2 separate regions of the Homo sapiens genome follow, and region 1 is linked to region 2. The links are chromatin loops, found by intact Hi-C in ENCODE. Cell type or tissue: adrenal gland. All regions are shown on one strand. Links, peaks and the distances in the headings refer to the core of each region. The heading gives the core; the rest is flanking DNA. Region 1 overlaps EIF4A3 (eukaryotic translation initiation factor 4A3). Region 2 overlaps RNF213 (ring finger protein 213).

What was found. A loop is a pair of places that touch in the nucleus more often than their neighbours do. Peaks named below come from ENCODE experiments on the same cell type or tissue, not always from the same donor. Only the 100,000 strongest peaks of a DNase experiment are listed, where the experiment ranks them.
Region 1: a loop joins it to region 2, with 2.0 times the contacts of the local background. A loop is called at or near these places in 2 of 110 quality-filtered maps.

The regions. Positions count from the first base shown.
Region 1 is chr17:80,128,123-80,137,647 of GRCh38, forward strand. It overlaps EIF4A3 (eukaryotic translation initiation factor 4A3), which reads right to left. Exons shown (of 12, transcript NM_014740.4): 9 at 9,264-9,379; 10 at 8,106-8,213; 11 at 7,882-8,009; 12 at 6,247-7,384. The coding sequence ends at 7,368. Among named protein-coding and RNA genes, the nearest start is that of EIF4A3, 14 kb to the right of the region's middle. RefSeq lists a silencer at 5,436-5,601. In adrenal gland, for the core only: no CTCF peak of the experiment used is centred there; no DNase peak of the experiment used is centred there.
Region 2 is chr17:80,387,377-80,403,064 of GRCh38, forward strand. It overlaps RNF213 (ring finger protein 213), which reads left to right. Exons shown (of 68, transcript NM_001256071.3): 64 at 1,236-1,313; 65 at 1,797-1,991; 66 at 2,452-2,541; 67 at 2,636-2,820; 68 at 5,969-11,418. The coding sequence ends at 6,122. The region is part of intron 1 of RNF213-AS1 (RNF213 antisense RNA 1); the gene reads right to left. Among named protein-coding and RNA genes, the nearest start is that of ENDOV, 20 kb to the right of the region's middle. RefSeq lists enhancers at 7,893-8,394, 10,040-10,547, 10,548-11,054. In adrenal gland, for the core only: no CTCF peak of the experiment used is centred there; DNase peaks (open chromatin) are centred at 2,346 and 2,722; H3K27ac peaks cover 340 bases.

The sequences.
Region 1 (9,525 bases), core at 4,506-9,505, 260 kb before region 2:
TTTTGTAGCTTTCAATTACAGAGCTTGCTCATCTTTTGTCAAATATACCCCCAAGTATTTCATGTATTTGATGGTACTGTATATGGTGGTGTTTTCCAAATTTCCCATTCCAAGTGTTCATTCCTGGCATATAGGAATACAACTGACTCTTCTATATTGACTTTGTAGAATGCTACCTTCCCGAAACTCAATTATTAGTTCCAGTAGCTTTGTGGTAGACTCCTTAGGATTTTCTACATAGAGAAACATATAATCTGTGAAGAAAGCCTTCTTCCTTTCCACCCTGGAGGCCTTTTCTTTCTCTTGCCTTGTTGCACTGGCCAGAATCCACAGTGTAATATTGAACAGAAGGGAGAGGACACCTGTGCCTTGTTCCTGAGAGGGTTACTGAAAGCCCCAATTGCCACTGTGGATTTGTCTATTTCCCCTTGCAGTTTTATCCATTTTTCCTTCCTATATTTCCTGTATTTTGAAGCTGTTATTAGGTGCATAGGTATTTAGTATTGTTATATCCTTTTAATGAATTACCCCTTTATCATTATCAAATGACTCTCTTTGTCCCTTGCAATATTCTTTGCTCTGAGATCTCCTTTGTCTAATATTAATAGAGCTGCTTCAGGTTTATTTTGATGTGTGCGTTACCATGGTGTATTTTTCTCCATCTTTTCACTTTTGTCTTTATATTTCTCATAAGCAATAGTATATAGTTGTGTATGGCTTTATAATCCAGCCTAACAATATCTGTCTTTTAATTTTGCAGTAGGCAATTTGCTTGTTTTCCCTTGCTCGTGCTTTTTGCTTTTTAAGTGTAATTTTAGAGGATGCATGAGATTCCTCATGATATTTGTGCTGAGATGTAATTCACATGCCATAACATTTACCATTTTAAAGTATGCAATTCAGTTGTTAGTACACTTGTACAACCATCACGATTATCTAATTCCAGAACATTAGAATCACCTTCAAAAGAAACCCTATACTCATTTTCAGCCACTCCTTGTTTCACCCATCCCCCTCCTCCCCCCTCAAGCTCCTGAAACCACTGTGAATGGTTTCCTGCTAATCTCTCTATGGATCTACCTGTTCAGGACGTTTCATGTAAATGGAATCACACCACGTGTGGCCTTTTGTGTCTGCCTTCTTCCACCTAGCATATTGCCGAGGTTCATCCAGGTTGTAGTGTGTCAGCACTTCATGCCTTTTTATTGCCAAGTAATATTGTGTGGATTCACCAGTTTTGCTTACAGCTGATGAACATCTGGCTTGTGTCCACTTTTTGGCTCTTATGAACAATGCTATGAACACATTAGGTTTATGTGTGCAGATTTTTTAATTCTCTTGAGTATAGACCTAGGAGGAGAATTGCTAGGTCAACTCCTATGTTCAACATTTTGAGGAACTGCCAAGCTGTTTTCCATAAAGGCTGTGCCTGTTTACAATCCCACTAGCAATGTATGGGGGTTCCAGTTTCTCCACATTCTCCTAAACACTGCAGAGCAGTATATTAGTCCATTTTCATATTGCTATAAAGAACTGCCTGAGCCCGGGTGCTTTAAAAAGGAAAGAAGTTTAATTGACTCACAGTTCAGTGTGGCTGGGGAGACCTCAGGAAACTTACAATCATGGTGGAAGGCGAAGACGAAGCAGGAACCTTTTTCACAAGGTGGCAAGAAGTGCCAAGTGAAGTGGGAAGAGCCCCTTATAAAACCATCAGATCTTGTGAGAACTCACTATCACAAGAATAGCATGGGGGGAACTGCTCCCATGATTCAATTACCTCCACCTTGTCTGTCCCTTGACATGTGGGGATTAGGGGGATTACAATTCAAGATGAGATCTGGGTGGAGGCACAAAGCCTAACTAACTATATCAATCAGTTTGGGAAAGTTATCTTCCAATCCATGAACCTGGGACATTTATATATTTAGGTTTGCAATGCCTTTCAACAAGCTATTTGTAGTTTTCGGTGAACAAGTATAGCCCTTCTTTTGTTAAATTTATTCCTACATATTTCACTCTTTTTGATGCAATTGTAAATGGAATTATTTTCTTAATTTCATTTTCAGGTTGTTCAGACTGCTAGTGTACAGAAACACTGGCTTTCCTATGTTGAACATATATTCTGCAACCTTGCTGACCTCATTTATAAGTTCTGATAAGTGATTTTTTAAATGTGTAAATTCCTTAAGATTTTCTAGGTATAAATCATGTCATCCGTGACTAGAGAGTTTTGATTCTTCCTTTCCGATCTGGATGCCTTATTTCTTTTCTTGCTTAATTGTCCTGGCTCGTAACTTCCAGTACAATGTTGGAATAGACGTGGCAAGAGCATTCTTGTTTTGTTCCCAACCTTAGCGGGTAATGCTGTGGTTTTTCATCGATGCTGTTTATCAGGTTGAAGCAGCCCCCTTCCATTCTTATTTTCTATCTTGAAAAGGTGCTGGATTTTGTCCAATGCTTTTTCTGCATCTGTAAATCATTATGTGGACTTTGTCCTTTATTCTATTGATAGGGTGTATTACATTGACAGATTTTTGGATATTAAACCAACTTTCCATTCCTGCGATAAATCCCACTTTGTCAGTGTACAATCCTTTTTATATGTTGCTGGATTTGTTTTGCCAGTTTTTTGAGGATTTTTACATCTATATTCATATGATATTGATCTAGTTTTTTTTGTGGTAGCTTTGTTTTGGTATCAGGTAATGCTGGCCTCAGGGTGAGTTGGGAAATGTTCTGCCTTATATTTTTTGAAAGATTTCGTGATCCAGCACTTTGGGAATCTGACGGGGGCAGATCACAAGATCAGGAGTTTGAGATCAGCCCGGCCAACACAGTAAAACGCCGTCTCTACTAAAAATACAAAAAATTAACCAGATGTGGTGGCAGGCACCTGTAATCCTAGCTACTGGGAGGCTGAGGCAAGGGAATCACTTGAACCCAGGAGGCGGAGGTTGCAGCAAGCCAAGATTGTGCCACTGCACACCAGCCCAGGCAACAGTGTGAGACTCTGCGTCAAAAAAAAAAAAAAATTGTGATGGTGATAATTCTGTAAAAGTTTGGCAGGATTCACAAGCCTTGGCTTTCCTTTGTTGAAAGTTTGGTTACTGATTTAATCTGTTTGTCCTAGGAATTTCTCCATTTTATCAAGGTTCATCTGTTGGCAAACAATCCATGGCACTGATACTTTGTATTCTGTACAGTCGGCTGTGCCATCACCTCTTTCATTCTTGATTTTAGTTATTTGAACCTATTTTTCCTTAGACTTGCTAAAGATGTGTCAATTTTGTTGATCTTTTCAAAGAATGAACCGTTGGTTTTGTTGATTTTCTCTATTATTTTTCTATTCATTTATTTCTACTCTCATCTTTATTATTTCCTTTCTTCTGCTTCCTTTGGGTTTAGCTTGCTTTTCTTTTAGTTTGAGGTGAGACAGACAATCTGCAATAAATGTAATTATTGACACGGTTGTTTTCAACCTACTACCGTTTTGTATTTGTCCATCTCGTAAGTTCTCTGTTCCCTTTTCCTTCCTTTTCAGGATTCTTAGATTAAGTATTCCTTAGAACTCTTATTTTGTCTCCTACGTTGGCTGTTTATTTCTGTTTCACATTTTTGTATTGCTTTAAAGGTTCATACCTAAAAATTGCTTAACACTTTTATATATGTTTCACATCTTTAATTCATCACAATCTGCCTTCAAGTAATAGTGTAAGAATCTTGACAGTATACTTCCATTACTCCTTTCTTCGGTGCTGTGCTATTTTCGTCATACATTTTATGTCTATGTATTATTTTAAACAATCTTACTACAAAGAAACATGCCAACAGCATCAACATTACCATTCTATTTCTATACTTTAGACATACCTCAAAGGGTCAGGACACTCTAGCTCTTGGTTAGAACCCTTTTTATGTGGTTTTTCTTTTAGGAAAATTGCCTGGCTTTAAGACAAGGCATCCTATATGTATTTGTTGAATAAATTTCAACCACCCAAAAAAAAAAAACAAAACAAAAAAAAAAAAAATATACCATTAGGAGTATAAATTGGTGGAAAATCTTTCTGCAACGTTAATTTGAAACATGTACCTTGATCAAGAAAATCACTTCTAAAGATTATTCTGGGTGGGCACAGTGGCTCATGCCTAATCCCAGCACTTTGGGAGACCAAGGCAGGAGGATCACGTGAGGTCAGGAATTTGAGACCAGCCTGGCCAACATGGTGAAACCCCAACTCTATTAGAAATATGAAAAATTAGCCAGGTGTGGTGGTGGGCACCTGTAATCCCAGCTACTCAGGAGGCTGAGGCAGGAGAATCGCTTGAACCCAGGAGGTGGAGGTTGCAGTGAGCCGAGATCACACCATTGTACTCCAGCCTGGGCAACAAGAGCGAAACTCCATCTCAAAAAAATAAACAAATAAAAGATTATTCTAATTAATCTTCAACTGCTTCCAAAGGAGCCATGGTATAGAGGCTGGAAAAGTAGCTTTTTTTTTTTTAACGTAGTGAAATATGTATGATACATTACTAAGCAAAAACCTGAGTTAATAATGGCAAAGTGGGTTACAATTTTTGCTTAAAAAGGTCTTTATGTACAGGTAGATGTACAAGATAAATTAAAATACTGGATGGACAGTCATCAAATTGTGAGTTATATCTGGGTAGGAGGATTAAGGATGACTTTTTCAAATTATGCATTTGTATGTTTTTTTTCAGTGAGATTATACTTTTGTAATGAAGTACATAACCCAGGGGTTTTTCATCTGGATTTAGTTGCTGGGGACCTTGGGAAGCCCCTCAGGATCTAGAGCCAGTTTTTCCACCTGACCAGAGGCCCAGTGATACCTACCTAGCAAGGCTCAGCAGACCCCCTGCCTGAACTTGACTCCATTTGGACTCTGGGAGGATCCTGGCCCCAAACCACCCTCCCAAGAACCTCCATGAGTTCTCTACCTCTTGTATCCTTCTCTTCCCAGCATCACTGCAAATGTTCCACCCTGTCCCGCACCATGCCCCCATCCATGAGCACTTAGCATCCTTCCCTGGTATAGGCAGGAGCAACGCTGAACTTCCTGGAGAAGTCCACATTCCAGTCAGCTGTCTACAGCAGAACCACACACCACCAAAGGGAAATAGCATTTTCATCACTGACTGCCCAAGGGCCAGGCTGCTCTCCAGAAAGTCTGGAAACTTTCCTTGTCAACCTTTAGGACTGGTGGTTTTTAAATCTTGGATAATCACATACCATTTCTGATTTGTCAGTACAGTTTGACATTTTTATGAACACTTGTGCTGTATTTTTCCTTTTAGGATGACCTTTCCTAGACAGTGTGTGGGGTAGCTTAAGCCCCACCCCTTCTCCTGCCATCTCCTCCCCAAGGCACCAATGCTGCCTCCTCCACTGTAACACCACGTGCTTATTCATCTAGAATCATTCTTACTGGTAATGGAGGCCTTCCGTCCTCCGGAGTGACTGTGTGGAAACCTGAGCCACTCCTCACCTCTAACACAAGCCTGGCAGCAGCTCCTGATGAGACCAGGTGAGCCTCAGTGAGCTCAGGCGCCTGCAGATACGGACATTGAGGCTGGCACTGGCCAGAGCTGTGGTGGGCATCACTCCCCACTGCTGCTGAGCAAATGCCCTGAACACACCTGTATCTGGTTCCTCCTTGCCAGGAACTCATTAAGCTGCCTGGGCCTGTAGTCTCGTGCTCCTCCCGCTCGGCCAGCAGTGCCACCTGGGAGTCTTGTTACCTGCAGGTTCTCACTCAGCAAGCCAGGACAGGGCCCGAGCACTTGCATTTCTAACCAACTCCTGATGATGCAGCTGGTCTACCAGCCACCAGCTGGCTAGCAAGGGTCCAGTCACAGTTTCAGTGAAAGGAAGTTCCATTCATAAACTATAGAATTTCAGATGCCTTCAAGTAGAATCACCTGATGAAATTTAAAAATTATTTCCAAGCTCACCCTAACCCGGAAATAAAGATTATCATCCCAACTAATTTCAGGAAGGGAGGGGCCAGTTTTAACATTTCCATTTCAAATATTAGAGCCCGGTCTGTGGCTCATGTGTGTAATCCCAGCACTTTGAGAGGCTGAGGCGGGAGGACTGCTTGAAGTCAGGAGTTTAAGACCAGCCTGGTCAACAGAGGGAGACCCTGTCTTTAAAAACATTTAAAAAATTAAAAATTGGGCAGCTGTGGTGCTGTGTGCCTATAAAGCTACAGGTAATTACTTTAAATATTTCAACAGATAACTTAAATACTTTAATAATTTAAATATTTAAACAGATAATTATCTGTTTTAGTTTGTCAACATTGTGGTAAGTCATGATCCTGCCACTATACTCCTGCCTGGGCGACAGGGAGATCCTGGGCTCTCAAAAAAACAACAAAAAAAAAAAATTAGAAAAATGAGGCCAGGCATGGTGGCTCACACCTGTTATCCCAGCACTTTGTAAGGCCAAGATGGGAGAATCACTTAAACCCATGAGTGACAGACCAGCCTAGGCCACAAAGTGAGACCCTGTCTCTACAAAAAATTTAAATATTAGCCAGATGTGCTGGCATGCACCTGTAGTCCCAGCTACTCAGGAGGGTGAGGTGAGAGGATCGCTTGAGCCCAGGAGGTTGTGGCTGCAATGAGTTGTGATGGTGCCACTGCTCTTCAGCCTGGGCAGCAGAGCAAAACTCATCAACGATGAAACTCTTTCCAAAAAAAAAGATTAGAAAAGTGAGTGAAATGGGCCGGGTGCAGTGGCTCACGCCTGTAATCCCAGCACTTTGGGAGGCCGAGGTGGGTGGATCACGAGGTCAGGAGATCGAGACCATCTTGGCTAACACGGTGAAACCCCGTCTCTACTGAAAATACAAAAAAATTAGCCTGGCATGGTGGCGGCCGCCTGTACTCCCAGCTACGTGGGAGGCTGAGGTAGGAGAATGGCATGAACCCAGGAAGTGGAGCTTGCGGTGAGAGGAGATCACGCCACTGCGCTCCTGCCTGGGCAACAGAGGGAGACTGTCTCAAAAAAAAAAAAGAAAAAGAAAAGAAAAAAAGAAAAGTGAGTGAAATGACCCAAGACTACACAGTAAGTTACTAGAGAAGGTGGTGGCACCTTAGAAGTATAGAGTTTATGGGAAAAGTTTTAAATTTTTAATGAAAAAGACTTAGAACAATGTATTATTTACATGTAAATAAGAAAAGAGAGCAGAATCCCCATATCCTCTTCAAAGGAAGGGAGACGGCAGGCCATTTATGAGAAGAAAGTCCATATAAACCCCATTAAGTAGAATCTGGATCTAAATACTTCCAAACAGGAGTACACAGCAGGTGAACAGTCTCCCTCATCCCACTGATCTGCTGCTTCAGATAAGATCAGCAACTGAAAGTGAAGAAAGAAACAGATTAAGGAACAACACAAACAAAATGAAAATTTGTTAACGTAAATTTAACTAAAACCTCACAACAGACTTCTCAAAACAAAAAACAGGCCAGACATAGTGGCTCACGCCTGTAATCCCAGCACTTTGGGAGGCTGAGGTGGGCAGATCATTTGAGGCCAGGAGTTCGAGACCAGCCTGGCCAACATGGTGAAACCCCGTCTCTACTAAAAATACAAAAATTAGCTGGCTATGGTGCACGTGTCTGTAATTCCAGCTACTCAGGAGGCTGAGGCAGGAGAATTGCTTGAACCCAGGAGGCAGAGGTTGCAGTGAGCCGAAATCGCGCCACTGCACTCCAGCCTGGGTGACAGAGCGAAACTTCGTCTCAAAAACAAAACAAAAAAACCCACAACAACAAAAAAACAAACTCAGGTGCCCCAAACTAAGAATAGGGAAGTTCCCTCTACAATTACAGTAGAGCTGGACGATTTCCTACCGTTCATCGGCATCTCATCAATCTGAGTGGAATAGTACTGCTCGATATCTCTGAGGATGCGGATGTCGTCATTCTTTACAAAGTTAATGGCCACACCCTTCCGGCCGTATCGACCTGATCTCCCAATTCTTCAGGAATAAAATAATATTACAGTTAGTATATATAACAATCAAGATTTAGTAAATGTGTCACAGAAGTGAAGCCAATGAGAGCTTGCACCTTACCTGTGTATGTACAATTCTCTGTTATTAGGGAGATCATAGTTAATGATGAGGGACACCTGAGGGACATCCAACCCCCTGGCCCAGACATCTGTAGAAATAAGCACTCGGCTGCAAAAAGAAAGAGTGTTTGAGGCGATTAAATTACTCATACAAGTGTAAGACTGGACTTGCTTCCATTGCTAATTTTAAGGAATCCTGGCTGCAGGTCCAAAATATACGAGATTCTCCTCTCTCAACAGTCTGTCTGCAAACGTGAAGCCTCAGGGACAGCACCAGAAACCCCTGTGCAGAGGGGCTGTTGGTGGATTTAGTTACTTCGGTCATGTGCTCCATCAGATTAAAAAAATAGACATCTTTTACTAGACTATCTTTAACTTGTTTAATCGGTCCTAAACCAATAATTGGGAAAAATACTTCACTTTTGCCTAGCAAAAAATTAAAAACGGTAACTTCAGCCGGGCATGGCGGCGGCTTATGCCTGTAATCCCAGCACTGCCAGAGGCTGAGGCAGATGGATCACCTGAGGTCAGGAGTTCGAGACCAGCCTGGCCAACATGGTGAAACCCCATCTCTACTAAAAATGAAAAAAAAAAAAAAAAATTAGCCATTCCAGCTACTCGGGAGGCTGAGACACAGGAGTCACTTGAAATCAGGAGGCAGAGGTTGCAGTGAGCCAAGATTGTGCCACTGCACTCCGGCCTGGGTAACGAAGTGAGACTGTCTCAAAAACAAACAAACAAAAAAAGACACACACAGCACATATGTTAAGCTGACCACAAGGTGGGCAAAGAAGGAAGTCTGAATCAAGTTCAAATGAATGAAACCACCCAATCCACGCTTTCTGACCACTGTGGAATTAAACTAATCGAAACGATGAACAGAAAACCCCCCTACTTACTGGAAAAGAAGACACACGCTTGTAACCAAGGTGACCAACCTGGCTAGTTAAGGCTAGTTATCACCTCAACCTAAGTATTACAGGAGCACAGCGGACCCCTCCTTAACTGGAAGGTTTTCTGCTCACCCAGGGCCTCAGCTTTCAGAGCAGAAGCTTGGCATCCCCCCGGGTGTGGGGCCTGCACTTAGGCGGTACATATGAAGTGCTTAGACACAGTCTAGCAAACCCTGACCTGCAGAGCCACAGCATAGCAGACCCACCTGGCGCCCGACCGGAACTCCTTCATGATGGACTCCCGCTCTTTCTGGGGCATGTCTCCATGCATTGAGGATACAGTGAAGTTGGCTTCCCTCATTTTCTCCGTCAGCCAGTCCACCTACAAATCCAATCAACAGATGCTACTGCAAGCTAGTATACCAAAGCAGAGATGTGCATTCGGGACTTTACCGCATCATTTGCAGAACCAGTATCAATATTCGTAAGGTAACTGCTCTTAAAACTCAGAATCATCCTAACTGGATG
Region 2 (15,688 bases), core at 376-5,375:
ATTATAGGCGTGAGCCACTGCACCCAGCTGATTGTTGAGGTCTTGATTCTACCAGTTAATGGCACCACCACCCCCACAGCCCCTCTTCCTTCAGCCTCCATGGGTAACCTGCCAGCAGATGCCATTAGCTGTGCCTTCTGTGTGTCCTCACCTGACTGCCAAAGCCCACCCTGTAGTTAAAAGCATCCTGTACGTTGGACTGCTAGCCACTCCTAACTGGTGCCCACCTCCAGGTTCTTCAGTCCACGGCCTAAAACCCACATCTGGCTCTCTTCATCCTGTGCCGGATGGACCTGCCTGGCCTCTCATGGCATATGGGATAAAGCCGACACTCTGTTGTCTGGTATGGGAGGCCCTGTAGCTCGGCCCAGCCCAACCTTCCAGCCCTGCCTCCAGCCACTTAGCCCATTTCCCTGAACTGCATCCCGTGACCTCATGCACTGAAGCCACACAGCAGGCACTTTCCCATCTCTGTTCTTTGACTGGACGCACTTGTTCCTTCCAGCTGCAGTCATATCTACTGTACTTATGTACGGTACCACCCGCAACTGGGCCAGGAACTGTGAGAGCCCATGGATTTTTTTTTTTTTTTTTTTTTTTTGAGACGGAGTCTCGCTCTGTCACCCAGGCTGGATTGCAGTGGCGCAATCTCAGCTTGCTGCAAGCTCCACCTCCCGGGTTCACTCATGCCATTCTCCTGCCGCAGCCTCCCGAGTAGCTGGGACTACAGGCGCCCGCCACCATGCCCGGCTAATTTTTTTGTATTTTTAGTAGAGACGGGGTTTCACCATGTTAGCCAGGATGGTCTCGATCTCTTGACTTCGTGATCTGCCCGTCTCTGCCTCCCAAAGGCTGTTTTTAATTCATTCTCACAGCCATTTCCTCTGGCAGAGTGACTGCCTGTGCATGGTCTGTGCCTTTAGTGGCTGAATGAATAAATGAATGGGATATGCACAAATACCTGTTGCCCTAGCGCCTCCTGTGGCGAAGCAGGCCACGATGATGTGACAATATCTTGTCATGTAATTGGCTGTGAGGACTCCGCTGGATTCCCGGTTGTGTTACTATTTCCATAGATGGTGGGTTAATGACGGAGAGGGGCGCTCTTAGCCAAGGGATACACAGGGCAGCGCGGCACTACGCTGCAGTTTTCCGGCTGCAGATTCTGTTTGTCATCTGCTGGAAATGTCCACGATGGATTTAATTTTAAAAAACTTTTTTCTTTCCCAATTTAGGGAATACCCACTCTGGTGTACAGACACGACTGGAACTATGAACATCTCTTTATGGACATCAAGAACAAAATGGCACAGGTGATCCCGATAAACCTGATCCTGTGCACGGGGCTTTCTGCCTTCTCAGTGTGTTTCCCTCCGTGTTAGGCCTACTCCAGCCTTGCCCCGGGTGTTTGCTGTGAGCCCACAGTTTCTGCGGCCTCCCTTACAGAGAGCAAGCAAGACAGCAAATCAGCAAGTTTTCTTGTAGAGTAAAAGCAGATTGACATCTTGTGGGTTTGATTCTTAGGAATGATGTTGATGCATGGCCATGCCTGCTGAAGCGGGAAGTCCATGGAACCGATTTGTTCCTGCTCTCCGCATGCGGGTACTGATAGGTAGACCTGTGTGTCTCCATGGCCTCCAGGAACTGCCTGCACACCGTGCGCCCAAGTGTCAGCTGTTAGAGAGTTGGCCCCCCGCATGTGGCTTGGGCAGTGAAGGGGCTCGGCTCTCTTACCAGGTGGTGAGATGCCAGAAACCCAGCCCACAGACATCCCTCTCCTGCTTTTCATTTCCCAGGACTCCCTCCCCAGCTCGGTCATTAGTGCCATCAGTGGACAGCTGCAGTCCTACAGCGATGCCTGTGAAGTGCTGTCTGTCGTAGAAGTCACTCTGGGGTTTCTGAGCACAGCTGGTGGGGATCCAAACATGCAGCTGAATGTGTATACTCAAGACATCCTGCAAATGGGTGATCAGACGATTCACGTGTTAAAGGTGGGTCTCACACCGAAAAGGAAATCAGCACAGCCCCTCACCCTGGTCTCCTGCTTCCCGCGAGGGATAGGAGCATTCAGGGAGTGCCACTCTAGGCGCTCCTGAAAAGGATGGGGAGACAAGAACAACTGCTCACCCAGTCAGTCCAGCATAAACAGGACACACCAGGGACAGTAGAGACAGACACGCGCTAGAAATGCCAGCAGTCTAGATAGAGCCCAAATGTGACTGAGTACATGAGGCCCCTGCAAACAGCGTGATGTGAGCGGGCTGTGAGGTGCCGCAGGAGGGAACTGGTAGATAGGACAGAGATGGCCTTCACAAGGAGGGAGATCACATTAGTACAGGGCAGAACGAAGAGAAGAATGCCTGTGTGGAGAGCACTCAGGCTCCCTGGTGCACGACATGAGTGGGGGTGTGAGACCTCAGCCCCCACTCAGGAATTCTATTCCTTCTGCAGGCCTTAAACAGATGCCAGTTAAAACACACCATTGCCCTCTGGCAGTTCCTGTCTGCTCATAAGTCTGAACAGCTGCTGCGGCTGCACAAAGTAAGTCTGGTCTCTTCCTCTCTGCTGGACAGAGGGACTGCGCTCCCTTCTCCCTGCAGGCTTTAATGCTTCATTTGCTCTTCCGTCGTTTTAGGAGCCATTTGGGGAAATCAGTTCAAGGTACAAAGCGGATCTGAGCCCGGAAAATGCTAAGCTCCTCAGCACATTCCTAAATCAGACTGGCCTAGACGCCTTCCTGCTAGAGCTGCACGAAATGATAATCTTGAAACTAAAGAACCCCCAAACCCAAACCGAGGAGCGCTTCCGCCCTCAGTGGAGGTATGGATTTGCACACCTATGGGGCGGGGCAGACACAATGTTGTGCTGTCTCTCCTGTGATCTTCTATAGACACAAAAATAGTTCTTTTCTTACCACAGAATCCCATTTCCTGCTTTTTGTCATTACCAGGGCACCTGAGGACTGGCTTTTTGGTTTTAATCTCTACTGGGTTTTCTTTAAGCAATTACACAAGTGTTTTTCAGACAAGAGTCTTGCCCTGTTACCCAGGCTGGAGTGCAGTGGAGTAATCTCAACTCACTGCAACCTTGGCTCACTGCAACCTCTGCCTCCCAGGTTCAAGCGAGTCTCATGCCTCAGCTTCCCAAATAGCTGGGACTACAGGCGTGTACCACCATGCCTGGCTAATTTTTGTATTTTTAGTAGAGACAGAGTTTCACTGTGTTGGCCAGGCTGGTCTCGAACTCCTGGCCTGAAATGATCTGCCCGCTTTGGCCTCTCAAAGTGCTAGAATGAAAAGGCGTGAGCCACTACACCCAGCCTAAAAGTCATATATTCTAATTTTATAACAAGTAGACTATGTCAAAGAGAGGTACATTTTAAATTTGATAGAAAAAGCTATCCTAGGCCGGGTGTGGAGGCTTACCCTGTAATCCCAGCACTTTGGGAGGCCGAGGTGGGTGGATCACCTGAGGTCAGGAGTTCAAGACCAGCCTGGCCAACTGGTGAAACTCTGTTTCTACTAAAAATACAAAAATTAGCCAGGCATGGTGGTACACACCTGCAGTCCCACCTACTCAGGAGGCTGAGGCAGGAGAATTGCTTTAACCTGGGAGGTGGAGATTGCAGTGAGCTGAGATCGCACCACTGCACTCCAGCCTGGGCAACAGAGGGAGACTTCATCTCAAAAACAAACAAAAAAAAGAATAGAAAAAGCTATACCAATGTATAAAGAGTGTATGAGAATACTCAACATTGGATATTATCCATCTTTTACATAGTTGCCAATCTAAAGGCCAAAATGGTATCTCATTTTCAGTTGTATTTCCCCATTTACCGTGAGGCTGAACATGTTTTTTATATTTATCACCCATTTGTATATCATCCTCTGAATTGCCTTTATGTTTTATTTTTTGAGACCGTGTCTCACTCCCACCCAAGCTGGAGTGCAGTGGCGCAATCTTGGCTTAGTGCAACCGCTGCCTTCTGGGTTCAATCGATTCTCCTGCCTTAGCCTCCCTAGTAGCTGGGATTACAGGTGCCAACCATCACGCCCAGCTAATTTTTTCTATTTTAGTACAGAGACGGGGTTTCTCCACGTGGCCAGGCTGGTCTCGAGCTCCTGACCTCAAGTGATTCACAAGCTTTGGCCACCACACCCAGCCTAAATTACCTCTTCGTATCTTTTTCTTTTGCGCTTTGTCTCTGTAATGGTTGTGAGAGCTCTTTGCATAGAACAGGGGTTCATCTTCTCTGCCGTGTGCCACAGTGCTCTATTTCAGCCTTTAATTTTATGAAGTCAAATCTGACAGAATTTTCCTATAAAGGGTCTCTATACAAAAACACTTACTAGGATCTTCCTTATCCCAGGATTATAAACTAGCCTTTTTTTTTTTTTTTTTTTTTTTTTTTTGAGATGGAGTCTTGCTGTGTCATCCAGGCTAGAGTGCAATGGTGTCATCTTAGCTCACTGCAACCTCTGCCTCCTGGGTTCAAGCGATTCTCCTGCCTCAGCCTCCCGAGTAGCTGGGACTACAGGCATGCACCTGCCCGGCTAATTTTTTTGTACTTTTAGTAGAGACGGGTTTCACCATGTTGACCAGGCTGGTCTCGATCTCCTGACCTCAAGTGATCTGCCCGTCTCGGCCTCCCAAAGTGCTAGGATTACAGGCGTGAGCCACTGCGCCCGGCCTGTCCTCTCTCTTCTTGTGCTTTCACATACTTGTTTTATTCACCAGTTTATGTTTAGGTGTAAAGTAAGGATTTAACTTGATGTTTTCCTGACTAGATCATCAAACTCCAGTCTTCCTCACCAATATGTTTCCTATTTGCTATCTTCCTCCATTATGCTATGTGGCATATACCATATACATTTATGTTCTTTCAACTTTTTCAACAAGTCTTTACTAGCCTGTGCTTTTCATGTAGATAAAAAAGATCCCTTTCCTAGAGAATTTCCAGTCTTTGTTAATGTGAAACATGTAATAGAATACAAGGTTTTTTGAATGGTGAGGCCTTGTTTATGCAACCCTGTAAATAAACATCACCTTGCTAGAGGGCCTAAAGTCATGTGAAGGGGCCAGCACAGGGCTTGCTCCGTGGGCTTCTGTCGTGTTTGTGTACTGCATGTGGGAAGCAGCAGTCAGGCACCAGAGCCTTGAACCCAGGATGCTAGTCCCAGTTCAGGAGCTCAGGTCATTGACCTTAAACTGCTCCTCAGGATTTCTGGGTTTTTTTTTTTTCTCGCTCTGTCGCCCAGGCTGGAGTGCAGTGGTGCAATCTCGGCTCACTGCAAGCTCCACCTCCTGGGTTCAAGTGATTTTCCTGCCTCAGCCTCCCGAGTAGCTGGGATTACAGGCACCCACCGCCATGCCTGGCTAATTTTTGTATTTTTACTAGAGACAGGGTTTCTCCATGTTGGCTAGGCTGGTCTCGAACTCCTGACTTCAAGTGATCCACCTGCCTCAGCCTCCCAAAGTGCTAGGATTATAGGCGTGAGCCACTGCGCCTGGCCTAGGATTTTAAGTCTTAACGAGCATTTTGGTTCTGCTGATGACAACGGGAAAAAGTAACATGAGGGGACTGATTGGTCCCCTTATGTTATATGGGAGCCTTTTTTTTTGAGACAGGATCTCACTGTGGCCCAGGCTGGAGTGCAGTTGTGCAATCTCAGCTCGCTGTAGCCTCCACCTCCTGGACTCAAGTGGTCCTCCCACCTCAGCCTCCTGAGTAGCTTCGGACTATAGGCATACACCACCACGTGCCCAGCTAATTTTTGTATTTTTGCTAGAGACAGGGTTTCGCCATGTTGCCCAGGCTGGTCTTGAACTCCTGACCTCCACTGACCCACCCACCTCAGCCTCCCACAGTGCTGGGCTTACACACGTGAGCCACACAGTGCTGGGCTTACACACGTGAGCCACCATGCTGAGGAGACTGTTTTAAATGCTCTCTTCTTTGGTTTTTCAGCCTGAGAGACACTCTCGTAAGTTACATGCAAACTAAAGAAAGTGAAATTCTTCCTGAAATGGCATCTCAGTTCCCAGAAGAGATACTGCTCGCCAGCTGTGTCTCAGTGTGGAAAACAGCTGCTGTGCTGAAATGGAATCGAGAAATGAGATAGAATTATTTCCTCAGCTATCTTTGGATGACTTTGGAGAGAAGACTCCTCTCTCCTCGTCTGCGGCGTGGACTTGATCATGGACTGGTGCCTTTGCATTCAGAAGGAGAGCTGTCAGCGTAGCACCGAATTCAAGACCAAGGCGTGCTACCTGAGCTGACAGCTTTTTGAAAGCCGAGCTGTTTCTGAACCATGTACATACATGTTCTGAAACTTTCTCATCATTTTATGAGTACTGTTCATTGAGAGATGACAATGAAGATTAGATGAAATTGGAAATAAACCAACATTGTTTACATTCCAGGAGACTTGTAGCTCAGCCACACACGCAGTAATGACCTGTGCCCGTTCGCCTCTGGCACTGCCCACCCCTCTTTTTTTTTTTCTTCTAATTCTGTACTCACAAAAGAGAATCTCATTTTCTTCTTTCTTCCATTCCCTTAAATTCTGAGTACTGTACATATATTTCTGGGTTCCCACGATGATGTGAAAAACTACCAGACTGTTTTTTGTCTTCTCACAAAGACAAGAAAAATCAGGGCATTTTGTGAGTGCCTTAAGATCAAACTAACAAGATCTGACCCTCTCCCCTCACAGTGAGCCACTGCCCCACTTCAGAGGGTAAGAGCCAAAAGCCTCATTGTGAAAGGCACTGGACTTGGACCAGGGACACCATCAGGGCCTTGGTTTTCTCACGCATAAAATGGAGAGTGGATTAATCGCCAAAGATTCTTCTGATCTGACATTTTGAAATTGTGAGAGAAACTAGATGACTGTAAACTTGGTCACAGGCCTGGTTCTGGCAGTTCTTTGCGGACTTTTTTCTAGCATTATGCCAAATAAACATGCAGTCTCAGTGTGCTCTCGCATGTATGAATATCTAGTCCTTTCTGTGGTTCTCAGCCAAGACATAAAAACTAGGACTCAGAGCACATACAAAACCAGTTATGTTTCGGAAAGAGGGAAAAGAGTCCCCGAGCCCGGATCTTGTGCTGCTTTTCTCACTGACGTGTTGCCTTTTTTCTTTACAAAATCTGCTTTGATACTTAGGACCTCTCTGGACTAATTTCTCTTCCTAGACAGCTCAGCACAGCTATTGATATGTTAGAGGCAGTATCCTTAATATTCATTCTAAATGAGTTAACGACTTAACTTGAAATTGGGCCTAAGGAGTGAGAACTACAAAAATACAAAATGCTTGTCCAGGACTCAGCCATGCACACCTTGAGCAGCGCCGGCAGGAGGCACGGAAGGAACTGTGCTCCGTTCTCCTCACTGTCATGGTGCCACCAGTGTCTGATGAAGGGCAGAGTGACCCAGACTGCAGGCAGTAACTGACTTCACACAGTCCCTGGCATTTAGTCATCTGTGATTGTTTTATCACTCTGGACTGTGCAGAGCCACCTGCCACCGAGATCTGCATTCCGACTGCCTATGAACGGGTGTGGGGGCCGGGGGCTGGCTTGCTGAAGTCTTCAACTTGCACTCGGAGCTCCTTTGATACCTCAGAGCTGGCTGTCAGGTGGCAGCTCACACCCAGACTCACTGGCCACACCTCAGCAGGGGGGGAGTCGAGTGTCAGTCTCTTTCTGTGAAGGCTTTTTTTTTCCTTTGGCCTGGGAATTTTTCCCATTTTTATGAAGGGGTTTTAAATTGTTTCATTTTGTGTGCTGTGCTTCAAAGCCTTAACTGTCAAATCTTGCATTATCTTGTTTGTACAGAAATATACTGGCCTAGCAGAGGCAAAAAAAAAAAAAATGAATTTTATTTTACTTGTCACACCTGTCTTAATAAACTGGAGTTTTGCTGCTAAAGAACTCTTCTCTCTGGGGGCAGAGCTTCTATTTATGGCACATAGACATCAGCTAGGCTTTTGGGAATCGTTTGTGTTCTTTGTGGAAATGTCCTTTAGAAGCACCCATGAAGTAGTGTGTTCAGACTGTGCACACAGAAAACAGGCTCTGCCTTCACATGTGAGACGGTGGACTTTTCCTCTGGACAAAATGACAGCATCCTGGCGACTCCACAGTGGAGCTGAGCGCCACTCCCTGTAGCCGATCTGGGACTGAAACGCTTACACCTCTGCCTCAGAAGGAGTCCCCCATGCCCTGCCTGAAATGACTTCACTGGACACAGCGGGGCTGCAGCTAACGGGGTACAGGTAGGAGCTAACTAACTTCACCCCTGAGTCCACTTGCGGGGTAAGAGATAAACAGTAACCCTTCCAGGAGCCCACTGACGTTGGAGTGCTAAAAATGCCCCTTCAGGGGGAAAACTGCATTTTCTCTTCCAAAAAGGAAAGGTTCTTCCAGGCGAGAAACCTGTGGTCTAGAACCACAGCAAGAAGAGGAGGCATGCTGGCCTGCACCGGAAGACTCACTTTGTCTGCCCTGCGCCAGCCTCACCTCACCCTGCAGTTCCCGTTTCCGCCATGGATGCCTCATCACCAACCCTGACCTTCCCCCTCCCAACCCTTTATTCATCCTCACTCCCACTCATACCCGCCTCCCTGGACAGTTCCCTGCTGCAGAGTTCTTTCTGCTTTCAGCCCTACCTTGGTGGTGATTTACCTGAAAATCTTCACAACTGATCATTATCTCCTTCTCTTTGAGACCTGACTGAAAAAATTAGGTGTGCACACCTGTAATCCCAGCTACCTGGGAGGCTGAGGTATGAGGATTGCTTGAGCCTGGGAGTTTGAGGCTGCAGTGAGCTATGATTGCACCACTGCACTCCAACCTGGGTGACAGAGTGAGACCCTGTCTCAAAAAAAAATAAAATAAGGACCTTATTGTGTGTGCAAATTATTTGCCTTTCATGAATAGTTATGAGACTTTGTGCATGTGTTAACCGAGACGGCCCTGAGCTATTTCAGTTACTCCTGTATGTTCAGGCAATTCCAATTTAGAAACAAACTTCCAGTGATAAATATTGGGAAGAAAATGTCAGCTCAGGGCCAAGTAGGTAAAGCCACCCAAGTCTAGCCATGCACACAGGCACTAGTGTGCTGAAGGAAAACACCTCTGATTTGATACATAAAGTGTGAAGGTTGCATAACTGGGGAGGTGGCTGGAGAAAACCTGAGCCTCGAGCTGAGTAACAATCCAAGCCATGATTAGCATTTATATTGCATTCTGCATTATTCTCATCCTATCACGTTCATTAAGTTCAACCATTACCATTACGAATCCCGTTTCCAGCTGGAAAAACAAGCGCCAGGAAAGTGCATTTCCCCCCCACCCCCCCCCCCCAACCAGAGCAACTTTGGTCAGAAGTCACACCTAATCACCCTCTCTGCAGGATATGCTGGGGATAGCCCTTTTGAGGAGGTGGGGGTGTATGCGAAAGCAACCTGGGGCCAAAGCAGGGGGAAGCAGGAGAGACTGGAGGGGCCCTGGGTCCAGCAAGTGCTCCACCAGGCTGCCCCTGCTCAGGTGCTCCACAGCCCATAAAAAACGCCTTCAGCCCTGCTGTGCTTCCCCTCACACCTAAACTTACTATAAGGGTCCTACCTTCCCCAGTATTCCTTCATGATCACTGCTACCTGTGCCCTGAAGCGCAACAGAACCTCAACCCAGAGGACAGCCACTTCCTCAGAACCCACGATCTTTGCCCCATCGCCACAGGTCCATGAGTGACTCCTAATTACCAAATCCAAGGGCTCCTTCACCCTGACCACTCTGGAACCCAACAAAGCTGACACACAGCCCAGCCCAGACAGGCCTGAATGTGGGTCCTGGCTCTCCCATTTGCCAGTTCTACAGCCATGGGCAAGTGGCTCGACCTCTCTAAGCTTCAGTTTCCTCGTCTGTGAAATATCTGTCAGTGCTCTTAAGGGAGGAGACCACCCCACATATTGTCTTACGCCCAATTTCTGCCTCCAAAGAGAGAAGTAAAAACTAAAAGGCAGAAATGAAATCCACAAGCAGACAGCCTGCACCACACCCTGGGCCTGGTAGTTAAAGATCGACGCCTGACCTAATCAGTGATGCTATCTATAGATTACAGACATTATATAGAAAAGCACCGTGAAAATCCCTGTCCTGTTCTGTTCCGTTCTAATTACGGGTGCATGCAGCCCCCAGTCACGTACCCCCTGCTTGCTCAATCAATCACGACCCTCTCACGCAGACCCCTTAAGAGTTGTGAGCCCTTAAAAGGGACAGGAATTGCTCACTCGGGGAGCTCAGTTGTTGGAGACATGAGTCTTGCCGAAGCGCCCGGCTGAATAAAGCCCTTCTTTAACTCGTGTCTGAGGGGTTTTCTCTGCAGCTTGTCCTGCTACATTTCTTGGTTCCCTGACCAGGAATCTAGGTGATTAATGGATGGTTGAGGCAGCCCCTCAGACGGCTTAGGCCTGCCCTGTGGAGCATCCCTGTGGAGGACTCCAGCCAGCTTGAGCGACATGGATCCTGAGAGCGCTCTCAGGCAGGCAATTGCCCCAGTGGAATGCCTGGCCAGAGCAGTGTGTAGCAGGCCCCCGAGGAGGATCAACGCAGTGGCTGAACACCGGGAAGGAACTGCCACTTGGAGTCCAGACATCTGAAACTTGGTAAGACTGGTCTTTGGAACTTGCCCACTCCATTTGAGGGGAAGCGTGGCCTGATCACCCACGGCGTGCCTGTACTGGCACTCTGGTTTTTGTTTTTGACTTGACTTGGATTGCTTGATACTTTGGTTTTGGTTTTGACCTGACTTGGATATCCTGATACTCTGATTTTGGTTTTGATTTTGGTTTGGTGTAAACTGTAAAAGTGTGTGTGTGCCCTTTTTACCTGTTCTTTGTTTTGTGGTATGCGTGTAGGGTGAGCGTAATGTTTTGTCTTGAAGAAGCATGGGTCAAGCACAAAGTAAGACCACCCCACTAGGAACTATGCTGAAAAATTTCAGGAAAGGATTTAAGGGAGACTATGGAGTACTATGACACCAGGAAAACTTAAAACTTTGTGTAAGATAGACTGGCCAGCATTAGAGGTAGGTTGGCCATCAGAGTGAAGCCTGGACAGGTCCCTTGTTTCAAAGGTATGGCACAAGGTAACCTGTAAGCCAGGGTACCCACACCAGTTCCCGTACACAGACACTTGGTTACAGCTGGTTTTAGACTCCCCACCCGCCCGCCCCAACAGTGGTTGAGAGAACAGCAGCATAAGTGGCTGGCAGAGGCAAGGAAAGACCAGCAGAGAGAGAAAGAGGAAGAGACAGACAAAGAGGGAGTCAGAGAGAGAGAGAGAAAGAGACAGAGGCAAAAGGAAAGTCAAAGAGAAAGAGACAGAAAATCAAGAGGAAAAAAAGAAAAAAAGAGATATATATACAAGTAGTTAGAAACAACAACAACACTGTACCCTATTCCTTTAAAAGCCAAGATAAATTTAAAACCTATAATTGATAATTGAAAGTATTCTCTGTAACCCTGTAACACTCCAATACCACTTTGTTGTCAGTGTAAACAAGGGCATATCCCGAAAGCACTGAGGCCTTCCCATCAAAAATCCTTAACCCAGTAACCCGTGGATGGCTCAAATGCATTCAATCTGTAGCTGCAACTGCTTTGCTAACAGAAAAAAGTAAAAAAATAACTTTTACAGGAAACCTCATTGTGAGCACACCTCACCAGTTCAGAAGTAGCCTAAGGAAAAAAAAAAAAGGATGATTTAACTTTAACTACTGAAAATTCCCTTAACCCAGCAGGTTTCCTAACAGGGGATCTAAATCTTAATTACCGTACAAAGGCCCTACCATACCTAGGAGGAACTCCCTTCAGGAAAGGATGATCTATGGTTCCTCCCAGGTAATTAAAGGAAAAAAAAAAAGCCATCTATACGAATTCTAAGTTAATTTTGACAAAACGAGGTCTTACTAATAGCAAAGGATAATTAAAATCCCAAGCTTACAAGGTTTTCAACAAAAGTAAAGTTTGCTAAAAGTTAACAGTGTAACATGTATTATAGTAATTTCTGATCTTGTGGCCTCAGACAGTCTAGTCCACAGACATAAAAGAAGTTCGCTTTGGAAAAGAATGGTTATCATCTTCAGGAAAAAAAAAAAGAAGGGGCAGAATTTACATAAAAAGAGTGTTATATGGTAAATTCTTGTCCTGAAATAAATTAACTGGTTGTTTAAAGAAAGAAATGTTTGTAATAAGTCAGAAAGTTGAGGCATGTCGAAGAATTGTCTGCGAAAGTCGTGAAAGAGAAAAATGTTATAAAAAATTATGCAAGAAATGTTGTATAATTTAAAAGTAACTAGGCCTCCTAAATGTAAAACTATTGAAAGAAAAAAAAAACAGTTTATGTGCAAGTGTCAGGCCTCTGAGCCCAAGCTAAGCCATCATATCCCCAGGGACCTGCACGTATACATCCAGATGGCCTGAAGCAACTGAAGATCCACAAAGGAAGTGAAAATAGCCTTAACTGATGACATTCCACCATTGTGATTTGTTTCTGCCCCATCCTAACTGATCAATGTACTTTGTAATCTCTCCCACCCTTAAGAAGGTTCTTCGTAATTCTTTGTAATCCCACCCTTGAGAATGTACTTTGTGAGATCCACCCCCTGCCTGCAAAACATTGCTCCTAACTCCACCGCCTATCCCAAACCTACAAGAACTAATGATAATCCCACCACACTTTGCTGACTCTCTTTTTGGACTCAGCCCGCCTGCACCCAGGTGAAATAAACAGCCTTGTTGCTCACACAAAGCCTGTTTGGTGGTCTCTTCACACGGATGCGTGTGACGTGCGTGACATTTGGTACCAAAGATCCGGGACGGGAGTACTCCTTACAGAGACCGGTCCCCTGTCCTCATCCTCACTCCATGAGGAGATCCACGTACAACCTCGGGTTCTCAGACCAACCAGCCCAAGGAACATCTCATGAATTTCAAATCGGGTAAGTGGTCTTTTCACTCTCTTCTCCAGCCTCTCTCGCTACCCTTCAGTCTCCCTGTCCTTCCAATTCCAGTTCTTTTTCCTCTCTAGTAGAGACAAAGGAGACATATTTTATCCGTGGACCCAAAACTCCGGCGCCAGTCACGGACTCGGCAAGACAGTCTTCCCCTGGTGTTTAATGACTGCAGGGACGCCTGCCTGATTATTCACCCACACTCCACTGGTGTCTAATCACTGTGGGGATGCCTGCCTTGGTCATTCACCCACATTCCCTTGGTGGCAAGTCAATTGCGGGGACAACCTGCTTTGGCTGCTCACCCACATTGCAGCCCACGGCTGCTCCCTACCCCCCTTCTCCGTGTCTCTACCCTTCTCTTTAAACTGGCCTCCTTCACTGTGGGCAACCTTTCACCCTCCATTCCTCCTTCTTCTCCCTTAGCCTGTGTTCTCAAGAACTTAAAACCTCTTCAACTCTCACTTGACCTAAAATCTAAGCATCTTATTTTCTTCTGCAACACCGCTTGGCCCCAGTACGAACTCGACAATGGTTCTAAATGGCCAGAAAATGGCACTTTTGATTTCTCCATCCTGCAAGACCTAGATAATTTTTGTCGAAAAATGGGCAAATAGTCTGAGGTGCCTTACGTCCAGGCATTTTTCAGACTTCGTTCCCTCCCTAGTCTCTGTTCCCACTGTGACTCATCCCAAATCCTCCTCCTTTCCCTCCCGCCTGTCCCTTCAGTCCCAACCTCGAGCGTTGCTGAGTCTTGTGAATCTTCCTTTTCTGCTGACCCATCTGACCCCTCACCTCCTCCCCAGGCTGCTCCTCCTCAGCTCGCTCCCCGCCAGGCTGATCAGGCTCCAGCTCTTCTTCAGCCTCTGCTCCCCACCCTATAACCCTTCTATTACCTCCCTCCCACACCCGGTCCGGTTTACAGTTTCTTTCTGCGACCAGCTCTCCCCCATCTGCCCAACAATTTCCTCATAGAGAGGTGGCTGGAGCTGAAGGCATATGTCAGGGTACATGTGCCTTTTTCTCTATCAGACCTTTCCCAAATCAGCCAGCGTTTAGGCTCTTTCTCATCAGACCCCACTAAATACATACAGGAATTCCGATATCTAACTCTGTCCTACAGTTTAACCTGGAGTGACTGAAATGTCATCCTAACTTCTACCCTCTCCCCAGATAAATGGGAAAGAGTTTTTTCTCTAGCCCAATCTCACACTGACAACCACCGGCTTCACGAGCCAGACCTCCAGGAGGGCATCAGAGCAGTTCCCCGAGAAGATCCCCAGTGGAACTACCAGGCAGATTCCCCAGGTATAGCTACGCGAGATTACATGGTTTCCTGCCTAGTTGAAGGGCTTAAAAAGGCAGCTTACAAAGCTGTTAATTATGACAAACAAGAAACTACCCGAGGTGAAGATGAAAACCCAGCCCAGTTCATGGCCCACTTGGCAGTAACCCTTAGACGCTTTACCGCCCTAGACCCAGAGGGGCCAGGAGGCCGCCTTATTCTTAATATGCATTTTATCACCCAGTCAGCTCCTGATGTTAGAAAAAAGATTCAAAAACTGGAATCCAGCCCTCATACCCCACAACAGGAATTAATCAACCTCACCTTCAAGGTGTACAATAATAGGAGGTAGCCAGACAGCAACGCATTTCTGAGTTACAGCTACTCGCCTCTGCTGTAAGACAGCCCACAACCACGTCTCCAGCATACAAGAACTTCAGAACATCCAAGCCACAGCTCCCAGGGGCTCCTTCAAAACATCCTCGTGGGCCTTGCTTCAAATGCCAAAAGCCTGGCCACTGGGCCAAGGAATGCCCGCAGCCTGGGATTCCTCCTAAGCTGTGCCCTGTCTGTGCGCGCCCCCACTGGAGGTCGGACTGTCCGACTCACATCGCCGCTGCTCCTAAAGCACCTGGAGCCCAAACCCAACGTTCCTTGGCCAACTCCTTCCCAGATCTCCTCGGCTTAGTGGCTGAAGACTGACGCTGCCCATCGCCTCGGGAGCCCCTGGACCATCACAGACACTTTGGGTAACTCTTACAGTGGAGGATAAGTCTGTCCCTTTCTTAATCAATACAGAGGCTACCCACTCCACATTAACCTTTTTTTCAAGGGCCTGTTTCCCTTGCCTCCGTAACTGTTGTGGGTATTGGCGGCCAGGCTTCTAAACCTCTTAAATTCCCCAACTCTGGTGCCAACTTGGACAACATTCTTTTATGCACCCCTTTTTAGTTATCCCCACCTGCCCAGATCCCTTACTAGATTGAGACATTTTAACTAAATTATCTGCTTCCCTGACTATTCCTAGCCTACAACCACACCTCATTGCCACCCTTTTCTCCAGTTCAAAGCCGCCTTCACACCCTCCCCTTGGATCTCCCCACCTTAATCCACAAGTATAGGACACCTCTACTCCCACCTTGGCAACCAATCATGCACCCCTTACCATCCCATTAAAACCTAATCACTCTTACCCCACTCAATGCCAATATCCCATCCCACAGCACACTTTAAAAGGATTAAAGCCTGTTATCACTCGCCTGTTATAGCATGGCCTTTTAAAACCCATAAACACTCCTTATAATTCCCCCATTTTACCTGTTCCAAAAACTGGACAAGCCTTACAGGTTAATTTCAGAATCTGCACCTTATCAACCAAATTGTC